Regions from separate parts of the Mus musculus genome. Here all the other regions are linked to region 1. The links are chromatin contacts, found by Hi-C or POLR2A ChIA-PET in ENCODE. All regions are on one chromosome and are shown on one strand. The core of a region is the stretch at or near the end of the contact, and the rest is flanking DNA. Distances in the headings are between cores, read along the strand shown.

Region 1 (3,346 bases), core at 101-2,600:
GCGCTAATATCCCATTTTACAGATGAAGAAATCAAGGCACAGAGAAGTTGTTTACTTAAGGTCATGTGGGAACTAAGTGGCTGAGACAGGATTTGAACTTGAGCTACCAACAATGTTTTGGATAAGGGACTGAGATCCTGTTAGGGGCCTTAACTGAAGAGCTGATTCTATCCTTTTGCAAATGGGATGCTTTTAGGGGTGGGGATGCAAATATGGAGTAGGAAGTCTGGTAGAGTTTTAGTCTGTAACCTCTAATTTATGCACTAACTCACAGTGACAGTTTGCAATTTAGAGGGGTTTGGCCAAACATTGTCTGTTGGCACCTATGTGCCTGATGCCCTCCGAATGCACCAAGTTTTATGAATTTCCCAAGATGACTTTGCAAGGTATCTAAGCCTGAGGCGACTTTGCAGGGGAGGAAGCTGGAGTGCGGGCAGTAGGAAGTACTTACTGGGCTAAGTCCCTAGAATTCCAAACGTTGAGGTTCCCTGGAAAAGGTTCAGGGGCGATCAGACTAAGGGAAGTAAAGAATGAGTGGAGGATTGGAAACACAGGCAGCCAGGGGCAGCTGTAAACCACCAAAAAAGGAATGTGGCCCACCAGGGTGATACCCTCAGGCCCCTCTAGACAGGGTACAGATGGGTCTTCGCAATGTCAGTTTCCAAGTCCCTGTGTTTGGAGTAGGGGGTGAATTCTCCAGGTCGATCAGTCAGAGATGGGCCGGCAGGGAGGAAAGACCTGGCACCCACCCGCCAAACTCCAGGCTCTGCTGTGGCTGACTGAGAATATCATAAGCCCAGAGTTTATAGCACGGCCAGCAGCAGTGCCCTCAGCCCCGTGCCGTTGGTGGCTCCAAGGCTGACTCTGGTCAGCATCAAAGACAAGTAAATGAGTAGGCAGGATGGCTGGCACCTGAGGCCCCTAGTGCCGAGTGTGCTCCCTCCGAGCAAGAGCAGCTGCAACCGAGCAAGAAAGCGGCCCTCTCCAAGTCCAGATAGAAAATGGAAGAAAAGGGCTCTCAGCTCCCTAGCTTTCCCTCCTCTTTCGCTTTGACCACAACTGCTTTCCTGGTCCTAGTGGACCTCAACCTCTCCTTTGTCGTGGCCACCCCACCAAGCATCTCGTTGCCCGCGCTCCCCTCCTTCTGCCGCGCCCCATAGCACTTACCCAGCGGCACACTGATCCGGGGGCCGAGCGCCCGCGTAGTCGTCGTCCGCAGCAGCAGCAGTAGCAGCAGCAGCAGCAGCGCGCGCCGCAGGACAGCGGAGCGGCTCGCCCGGCCCATCGCGGCGCGTGGAGCTCGGACCGCAGCAGGCAGCGGCGTCCTCCTCCGGCTCAGGTTGCTCAAGTGGAATCGCAGGCTGGAGCCCCGCCCCGCGGTTCGGCCCGGAGTCCTTCCCTCGGCCTCCGCCTCTGGACCTGGGGGTGGGCGGCAGGGAAGGTGGTCACGTGGGCCGCCGCACCGTAGGCTCCCTCTGCCCAGTGCTGCGGGTGAAAGCCCCGCGCTCTCGCCGCAGGGAGGAGGGCGCGGAGCAGGAAGTCGACGGGTAGGCGGGCCTCCTAGCTGGTCCTTGCCCAGCTCTTTCCCCTTCCTCCTTCCTGGGCGCTGAAGTACGAGGGGCGCTGGATCGAGTCACCCGACTTGGGGCACTGGGGGGGAGGGGGAGCGGAGCAGAGCCTGGGGACCTGAAGCCCGGAGACCGAGGAGCTCGCAAAGCCGCACGGACCCGCCCTCCTTCCGGCTCCCGGGAACCCTGCCCCACATGCCCCCTACCTACCCCCACCCCCGCTCTGGGAGCTGTGCAGACTCTGAGACGGAGACTGGTAGCTTTCCAGTCTTACTTCCGCGAGAGGTCTATGCATGGTCTAGAATCTAGATACTCTGCTCGGTTGTCCATGCTTAGAATTCTGTCCACGCGAAGCCCGGGGCCGGCGCAGAATCAGTTCAAGTGGGATAATTAGGATTTCACGGACTGCACTGCCAAAGAGGCTAGACCTTCCCCCCCACAACCAGCACGTGGCTGAGCATAGGAAAGGATTCCCTAAGGCTGGAATGAGACGCCAGAGGTATCCACCCGCAGGTACCCCAATCTGAAGTCAATTTGGTGGAGCCACAGCAAAGGAATAGAGGGAAATAAAGAGGGGGAGATCAACAAAGACATCAAGGTTTTGGAAACCCGTTTCAGCTTTTCCTAGGTGAATGGATAAAATTAAAAACTTAAAAATATGTGTTCATTGTTCTTGTGGCAATGAAACCACTTCCCCCAGACTTTTCTGCAGTTGTCGAAGCTACACTGCACTCGCTGCTGCCCATGTGTGCCCATGTGGGCAGTTCCAGAGCCACATCTTTCTACTCTCCTCCCCACCCCCACAGGCAGGTGGCAGTCAGAGCAGACAAGCTCTTGGATGGTCTCAGGTCTTCTTTCTTACATCCAGACTTCCCCATGCTCCACAACTCCTGTACTGTCACCACCCTGACATCCTTCTACAGTCTCGTGTCTTTTCTCATATGCCACATGTCCAATTGCACTGGTTAACCCATCATCTGAAATGTACTGTTTCTGCTCTAACTGCTGCTTCCTTTCCTCCTGTTAATCTCTTCTCAAACACAGTAGACAGAGTCTACTCCACAAGCTGTGACCTCTGACCTGTGTGTTTGTGTGTGTAACATAAAATATATATGCAGGCAAAACACCAATGCACATGAAATAAATAGCACTTTAAATACTGTTTCAAGGTCAGGCCTGTAGCCCAGGCCTTTAATCCCATCAACCTGGGAGTCAGAAGCAGGAAGATCTCTTGAGTTTTACAGAGCCAGTTCCAGGACAGCAAGGCTACACAGAGATATCCTGTCTAAAAAAAAAAATTTTTTTTTACATGTATCTGTCAGTGTGAGGGTTTGAGACTCCCTGGAACTGGAGTTCCTGACTCCAGTTATGAAGATGCTGGGAGGGCTGGTGAGATGGCTCAGTGGGTAAGAGCACCCGACTGCTCTTCTGAAGGTCCTGAGTTCAAATCCCAGCAACCACATGGTGGCTCACAACCATCCATAACGAGATCTGACTCCCTCTTCTGGAGTGTCTGAAGACAGCTACAGTGTACTTACATATAATAAATAAATAAATAAATAAATAAATAAATAAAAGAAGATGCTGGGAATTGAACCCGGGGCCTCCAGAAGAGCAGCCAGCGCTCTTATTGCTGAGCCATCACTCCAGCCTCAGATTCATTTATCTTATCTGTCTGGCTGTCTTTATTTATGATACCAGGTTTCTCCGTGTAGTCTTGACTGTCCTGGAACTCCTGTAGACCAGGCTAGCCTTGAACTCACAAAAATCCTCCTTCC
Region 2 (3,349 bases), core at 836-3,335, 38 kb after region 1:
ACAAATGGCAGGGCAATAAGATACTTTCCGATGCAGAAGTGGGTGTTTACAATGTCTAGAGACCTGCTTGGGACATCGAGTGACATCCTCAGATGAGCACAGCATGGCAGGTGGCCCATTGCCCCTTTTATAGACAGCTCTAACGCCTTTGATGAGGTCTGCAGGAGCTCCCTACGCCCAGCCAAAGCCGAAGACTTGGCCCCCTGCAACCAGGGGAAAGTCCTGTCTGCTTTCTTAGCCTCTGACTCCAAGACTAATAGGTTTGCTTCTTTTGAGACAGGGTCTCACTCTGCAGCCCAGGCTAGACTAAATCTCACTATATAGCCCAGGCTGGTCTAAAACCCATGACAATCCTATTCCGATTCCCAATCACTGGAGCTAAAGGCGTGAATTGTCATACAGAGCTGTGACTGCCTTCCCCCCTTGTCTCCTTCATGTCCTTTAGCCGCTGCGGAGCTCTCCCCCTCTCTCCAGTTTGTCTTGATTACAAACCAGCAAAAGGAGCCAGGCGGTGGTGGCAGGTAGACACCTTTGATCCCAGCCCTTGGGAGGCAGAGGCAGGTGGATCTCTGAGTTTGAGGTCAGTCTGGTCTATAGAGGGAGTTCCAGGATAGCCAGGGCTACGCAGAAAAACCCTCCGTCCCCCCCAAAAAGGAAAGGTCTGCAGAAGGAATTTTGTTCCCCAAGTTTTATAGTGGGTTTGCTTTCCTTTGGGTTTGAAACAGGGTCTCTTTATGTGGTCTATACCGGTCTTGAACTTATGATCTTTCTGCCTCGGCCTTCTGACTCCTGAGATTACAGGTGTGTTCCACCCCGCCAGATTTACATCTAATCGGGTGTTATAAGTTATCTGGAGACAATCTCAAGTATGTGAGCATATGTGTGCAAGTGCTGTACAAATACTCCGTATTTTATGTAATCGGCTTGAGAGTCTGCAGATTTCTGTGTCCAAGGGAGTCTGGGAGGCAGTCTCTTCTCAGACCCTTAAGGCTGCCTTTTTTTCTTTAATCTATTAAAAAAACATGTTTTAGCTCAGAAAAGTTCAGGCCAGAATACTTATTCCTCTTCAAGTCATTCTAAATATATTAGTTCTATATTGTGACCTGATGGAAAGTGGCTTTAACGTGTGGACTGTTCTTCAGTTACTCGTATGTCTGGCTTGCTATCCTGGGAATGGCTTCCTAACTCCTGACCCTTGGTTACCTGAGGCCAGTAGTAACCAGTGGCCAGGGGGCTTGGGTAAGTTCTATAAGCCTCTGGGTGCTTCCATTTTCTTATGTGTGAAGTGGAGTTTATGATCCAGCCCTACCTGTCTAACAGAGCTACTATGAGGCACTGATGAGACTCCTCCTGTGAAAGTGATTTGGAAACCCAGGTTCACACCCACAAAGCTTTCATGTCATGGCTCCAGGCCCCTGCCCACAGCGTTGGAGACGAGGGGGTCAGCATTAAAACTAGATTCCGGGTGGAGACTACAGAGATCTGCAAGTATCTGGATACCTATGCTGCCAGGCACTGCTGAGGCACCAGAGATAACAAAGAACAGAGAAGCAGACATTGATGAGCTGAGATTCCCGGGAGAGGGCAGGCAGCAGCCGGAAGGCTAGCTGGGCTTTGGGTGGGCACAGCTGGCACTGCCACAATTGTTGAGCATGAACATGGACCCTCGGCAAGCATGGAGAGTGAGGAGCATCAGACAGGTGGCTTTGCTGGTGCCTGCCTTGTAACCCCCGCACTCAGAAGGCAGAGGCAGAGGCAGAGGCAGAGGCAGAGGCAGAGCAGGCTGATCTCTGAGTTCGAGGCCAGGTTGGTCTACAGAGTTCCAGGACAGCCAGGGCTGCACAGAGAAACCCTGTCTCAAAAATAAATAAATAAATTAAAAAGTAAGTAAATAAAAGAGGTTAACACCCAAGAACTCGCTTGAGCGGCGTAGCGAGAAGGACAGCCGCAGGAAGACCTGGGGCACCAAGTGTTCCGGAGAAGGGGACAGAGAGTAAAAAAAATCCCAGGGCATGTGACCACTCTGACCACGTGAGCATGGTGCAGACTGATGGCTAGGAGCCCATTAGGGTGGGGCAGGGGTAGAGATTGGGGGCAGGGAGCAGGCTGGGACTTGCAGCAGGCTTGAAGGACCTTTCAGATTTGAGCGAGTTTGTGCTCCACTGGGGTTGGAAGTTTCCTTTCCTGGAGGCTTTGTGCAGAACATAAGGGAATTTGCCAGCCTGGCACAGTCATTAGCCACAACCACACTCAACCCTCCAACTAAACAGTAGGAAAACCAAGCCACACAGAGCCTGGCTGGCTTGCCCTAGGGCACCCTCATGCTCCATTCTCCAGCTGGCATTGAAGCATCATCTCTGATTCCAGCCGCAGAGCCCTGGTCTCTAGCTCCAAAGCCAATCCCCAGAGTCTTCCCAAGGCCACTGAGCAGAAAGGAGAACCTGCAAGGGTTCTTCTATGCCCCAGGACCTCCTGCTTCAACCAATGAGACTGATCCCAGAAAGGAAGTACATGGTCCAAGCTGGATCCTGCCCTGTGTTCCCAAGCCTAGCCCTCAGCCCTCAGTTGGCAGAGGCAGGGGCACGGAAGAAGGGTGAATTCCCTGAGCCTGAGCATGAGCAATCTGAGCAGGAAACTGGCCTCCAGCCAGCCACGCATTGGCCATCTGAGCACCTGGAGTCTTTGTTCCCTTGATTCCACTGTAAACTTTCCCAGGCACCTGCACCGAGTTTTAGGAGCAGCTGGGCGGGCAAAGGGGCTCCCACGGGATCTGGTTCTCTTGCAACAAGGAGTGGCCAACTCATGACCCCGTGGGAGGTCTCATGCTATAATGTCAACAATACCAACACCAGCCATGCACTGATGGGATCAAGCCGGTCATTTTCTGAAGCCTCCTAACACACCCAAGGCAGGTGTCGTGATCACCCCCATTTCACAGATTAGGAAATGGAGCTGTAAACAGGTTAGGTGACCAATCCAAGGTCATGAGGTGCAAAGAACTGAAAATATAATAGATTCTGGAACCGGTGTGTCTTAGCCCTGTGACCTTGGGCAAGGCATTTAAACTTCATCTGATTCTTGGAGCTAGAGGCATGGCTCAGTTGGTCAATTGCTTAGCCAGCATGCCAGGAAGCCCCAGCTTCCATCTCTGACACCCTAGAAACCAAGTGTGTTATCCACACATGCCCGTAATCTCAGCTCAGGAGGAGCCACCAATAGCAGTAGTTCAAGTCCATCCTCAACTACTTAGTAAAGTCAAGACCAGCCTGGGCCACTTAAGACCTAGTGTTATAAGCAAGTGACTGGGGGCTGGAGAGATGGCTCAGTGGTTAAGGACACTGGCTTTTCA
Region 3 (3,687 bases), core at 907-3,406, 63 kb before region 1:
TGGTCTGCAACTTCACCATGGAGGCTAGACTAACCCGCCTTCTAGCGCCAGGGGTATGCCGTGTTTCTGCTTCTCATTTCAGCACTGCTACAATTACAAGAGCATGCCACCACATCAGGCTTTTTCCATGGGTAATGGGGAACCAAATTGAGATCCCCATTTTGCCAGTCAAGTTACTAACTGAGCTATCGCCCCCAAGCTCCTAAAAGCGGAGGAAAGAAAAAAAACCTTAATACTTAAAAGAAAATTCTTTTTAAAAAAAATATTTAAGCCGGGTGATTAAAGGCACACGCCTTTAATCCCAGCACAGAGAAACCTTGTCTCAAAAAAAAAAAAAAAAAGAAAAAAAACCAAGGGGGCTGGTGAGATGGCTCAGTGGGTAAGAGCACCCAACTGCTCTTCTGAAGGTCCGAAGTTCAAATCCCAGCAACCACATGGTGGCTCACAACCATCTGTAATGAGATCTGATGCCCTCTTCTGGTGCATCTGAAGACAGCTACAGTGTACTTACATATAATAAATAAATAAGAAATCTTAAAAAAACAAAAAACAAATTTTTATTTATTTTATGAGTGCACTGTATCTGTCTTCAGACATACCAGAAGAGGGCATCAGATCCCATTACAGATGGTTGTAAGTCATCATGTGGTTGCTGGGAATTGAACTCAGGACTTTTTTTTTTTTTTTGAGACAGGGTTTCTCTGTGTAGCCCTGGCTGTCCTGGAACTCACTCTGTAGACCAGGCTGGCCTCGAACTCAGAAATCTGCCTGCCTCTGCCTCCCAAGTGCTGGGACTAAAGGCATGCGCCACCATGTCCAGCTAACTCAGGACCTTTTGAATAGCAGTCAGTGCTCTTAGCCACTGAGCCACTGAGCCATCTTTCCAGCCCCCTTAAAGAAAATTCGTTTCAGACGCCTTTCAAGTAAGAGTAGTGACTCATACACAGTGTAATCCCTGAACTTGGGAGGCAGAGTCAGAATTGCCCCAAGAATTCCAGGCTAACCTGGTCTACAGAGCGGTCTTGTCAATAAATAAACAAATACATAAATAAAATAAAAATCCAGGAGCGTTGGTACATACTTTTAATCTCAATTACAAAACTCAGATGGCAGAGGCAGGAAGACAAGAGTTCAAAGCTATCCTTGTCTACAGTGTCCTGGAGGTCAGCTGGCTACATGAGGTTGCCTCAAAAGAAGAGCTTTCCAAACTTCAATCAACTGTCCATAATGTACCTACCAAGCTAGGTATGTCCTTAGGAGGTGATGACCTCAGTGGACCATAAGCAAGTCCCTGTGCTGATCCCAGCATCGCAAAACAAACAAAATTCTGGACAGGTTTAGGAAGTTCCTTATTATGACGCTTTCTATTTTAAAGGCAATAATACTAAATACTTAAAATCCCCCAAAAGGTAAATCCCATTTTGTAAGCAACGTCTCACCGGATCTGCTCCATGGCTTCCCACGTCAGTGTTCTGGGTGGTGCACCTGGAGCCTCCATTTGCCTTCGTATTTTCTGGAATCGCATTGCTTTTTTCTGACGTTTCAAAGCGCTGGGGGAAAGAACCAATGGCAAAAGCCGAGCTTGGAAGCAAGACTAGTGTTTCAAAAAGCATCCAACTAAATCTTGGAGAGCTCAGCCCTCTCGTCTGACCGCATGTCTGCCAGGTTAAAGCACTCTGGGTGCACTGCCCCCAGAAACCTAACACCTACAGCACCTGAACGTAAGCATGCCGAACTCTCTAACGGGTGATGAAACACGTCACTAAGCAACGGGACCTAGGGTGTCAAGGGAGCTGATCACTTGCCCCTGTGCCCTAGACAACGGATGAGAAGAAACTAGAGCCTGTGCAGACGCGGCTGCCGGACGCCCGGAGCTGGGGGGGGGCGCATGGAACGCCGGGGCGCGAAGCCTAACTCCAGGCTGAGGGCTCGCCACGAAGCAGGTACCTCTCCACCTCCTGGAGCTCCCGCTCCTCCGGCTCCCAGTCGGAATCGGGGTCCGGCTCGCAGCTGACAGAACCCGGGCCCGCCATGACCTGGGACGCGAACCCACAGCGAGCGAGAGAGGTGCGGACACGACCGCCCAAAAAGAGGCTCAGAGAGAGCGCCATTGCGACGCGAGGTGGTATCTACAGCTCGCGACCGGAAAGCACCGGAAGTGGGAGGGCGAACCCGGAAGCAGAAAGGAATAACCGGAAGTTAGACGGTATCCTACGCTTTTCGTTTCCTGGGTGGGCGGGGGCTGTCCTTGTATTGTCCAGTTACCCACCCTTTCCTGCTGATTTTGGTTTTGTGGTGCTGGGGAGCCAAGCTAGGGCCTTGTACATGCTAGGCAAGCTACTGCCACTGAGCTATCTCCCTAGCCATTAAAAAGGAAAAAATGTTTGAAACGGTCTAAATTGTCCTAGCCTTAAATTCATCATCTTGTCTCAACTTCCTAAGTAATTGGAACTACAGGCCTTAGTCACCAGGCTGGGCTGGGCGTCCCTGCTGTAACTATGAGAAGAGCTTGCCTCAGACGGGAGGATCGAAAGGAGGTACAGCACGCGCCTGGAAAACGACATAAACTTTAATAAAAAGACGGGTTCAGTTGCCCAGAGCCGCCCCTCTGGCACAGGCTGCCCAGGCCTGCCTGATTCTGCCACTGTGGCAGGAAGGGCGTACCCTCAGCAATCTTCTGATGGCGACTACACCGTAGTCGCTTTTGACTCCTCCGGGAAAGGAATTCCTTGTTGCCCAGTGACCTCCAGCCCCAAGCCATACCCAGGGTTCAGACCCATCGCTTAGGGATAAACTCAGCCTAAGGCTTGGTGAGCAGCGATGCATACAAGCTGGCCTTAGCTCTTCATCTTTTAGTCTTTACCGATCCCCAAAGAATCTTAGAATGTTGAAGAACTCTTGGTGTCTCCGTGTTTTTTGCCTTTTGCAAACAAAGGTCCTGGCCAGAGCTTTTCAATCTGGAACTTGTTGGCAGTCTTTCAATTAGCAAAGATTGAAGACCATTTGCTGTTTTGGTTGAGTGCTGGGCTTTCCTTCTTTTACCTGTGTTGGATGATGTTGAGGAGTGGGCTGGAATGCTGCAGTACTGGTGCAGAGGCAGGGCATAGGGGAAGATCCCCAGCCTTGCTTCCTCTGTGTTCAGAGTTTACCATGGAGGGCAAGGTGCAGCATTCAGTCCATGAGCCATTTTCCTGTCTTTTGGGCTGCAGAAGATAGCCCTGCCTTGGGGTTAGAGTGGGTGGCACTGATCCTGACAGGGCTCTGTTTATGGCTTCTAGCCTTCTGCTGGCTTGGCCTTCTGCAGTAGAGACATGGACCCCCACTAAGTTGTAGTACCCACAAAAGAGATGTTCTCACCTCTTTCCCATCTGTGCTCCAGTAACACACAAGACTGGCATCCCATGCTTCCCTCTAGCATCTCTACCACACTGGATCTTAATTAGCCTGTTTACATGTCCATTTCCCTGTTAACCTTGGTTGAGGGCTGGAATTGGTCTGTCATCTCTATCACCAGGGTCACTAGATAGAAGCAAGTAAATAAACGGGTCCACTGCCTTCCCCCCATGCCTATACTACCAGGAATGCCACTTTGTATCCTAGGAGCAGCCCAGCTGTAACATTTGCTACTAGGAATTTACACCAGTCAAAAGTGACCAAGGCTATTTTTGAATACTTACGGCTAGTGAG

Evidence for each region. A loop is a pair of places that touch in the nucleus more often than their neighbours do. ChIA-PET counts read pairs that join two places held with the same protein, here RNA polymerase II (POLR2A).
Region 2: a loop to region 1 is called in a map of CH12.LX, with 2.0 times the contacts of the local background. The contact joins the enhancer-like site here to the promoter of Sema4b in region 1. A Hi-C loop is called at or near these places in 7 of 37 maps with a recorded cell type or tissue (CH12.LX, T-helper 1 cell, T-helper 2 cell and 2 more). POLR2A ChIA-PET finds 5 or more read pairs at or near these places in 4 of 5 experiments (Patski and embryonic stem cell).
Region 3: POLR2A ChIA-PET joins it to region 1 with 30 read pairs in embryonic stem cell. The contact joins the promoter of Ngrn here to the promoter of Sema4b in region 1. POLR2A ChIA-PET finds 5 or more read pairs at or near these places in 4 of 5 experiments (Patski and embryonic stem cell).

Annotation. Positions count from the first base shown.
Region 1 is chr7:80,196,592-80,199,937 of GRCm38, reverse strand. Sema4b (sema domain, immunoglobulin domain (Ig), transmembrane domain (TM) and short cytoplasmic domain, (semaphorin) 4B) reads right to left here and starts at 1,350. Exons shown (of 14, transcript NM_001360135.2): 1 at 1,168-1,350. The coding sequence starts at 1,285.
Region 2 is chr7:80,159,792-80,163,140 of GRCm38, reverse strand. No RefSeq gene overlaps it. Among named protein-coding and RNA genes, the nearest start is that of Gm45202, 6.5 kb to the right of the region's middle. Within about 2 kb of position 2,085, at least 1 of the 3 ENCODE cell types and tissues checked has a DNase peak (open chromatin) inside an H3K27ac peak, as active enhancers do; it is heart, where a contact is called at or near this core.
Region 3 is chr7:80,259,684-80,263,370 of GRCm38, reverse strand. It overlaps Ngrn (neugrin, neurite outgrowth associated), which reads right to left and starts at 2,156. Exons shown (of 3, transcript NM_031375.4): 1 at 1,948-2,156; 2 at 1,440-1,550. The coding sequence starts at 2,111. It overlaps Ttll13 (tubulin tyrosine ligase-like family, member 13), which reads right to left. Exons shown (of 15, transcript NM_177765.3): 14 at 3,678-3,687; 15 at 2,550-3,042. The coding sequence ends at 2,846.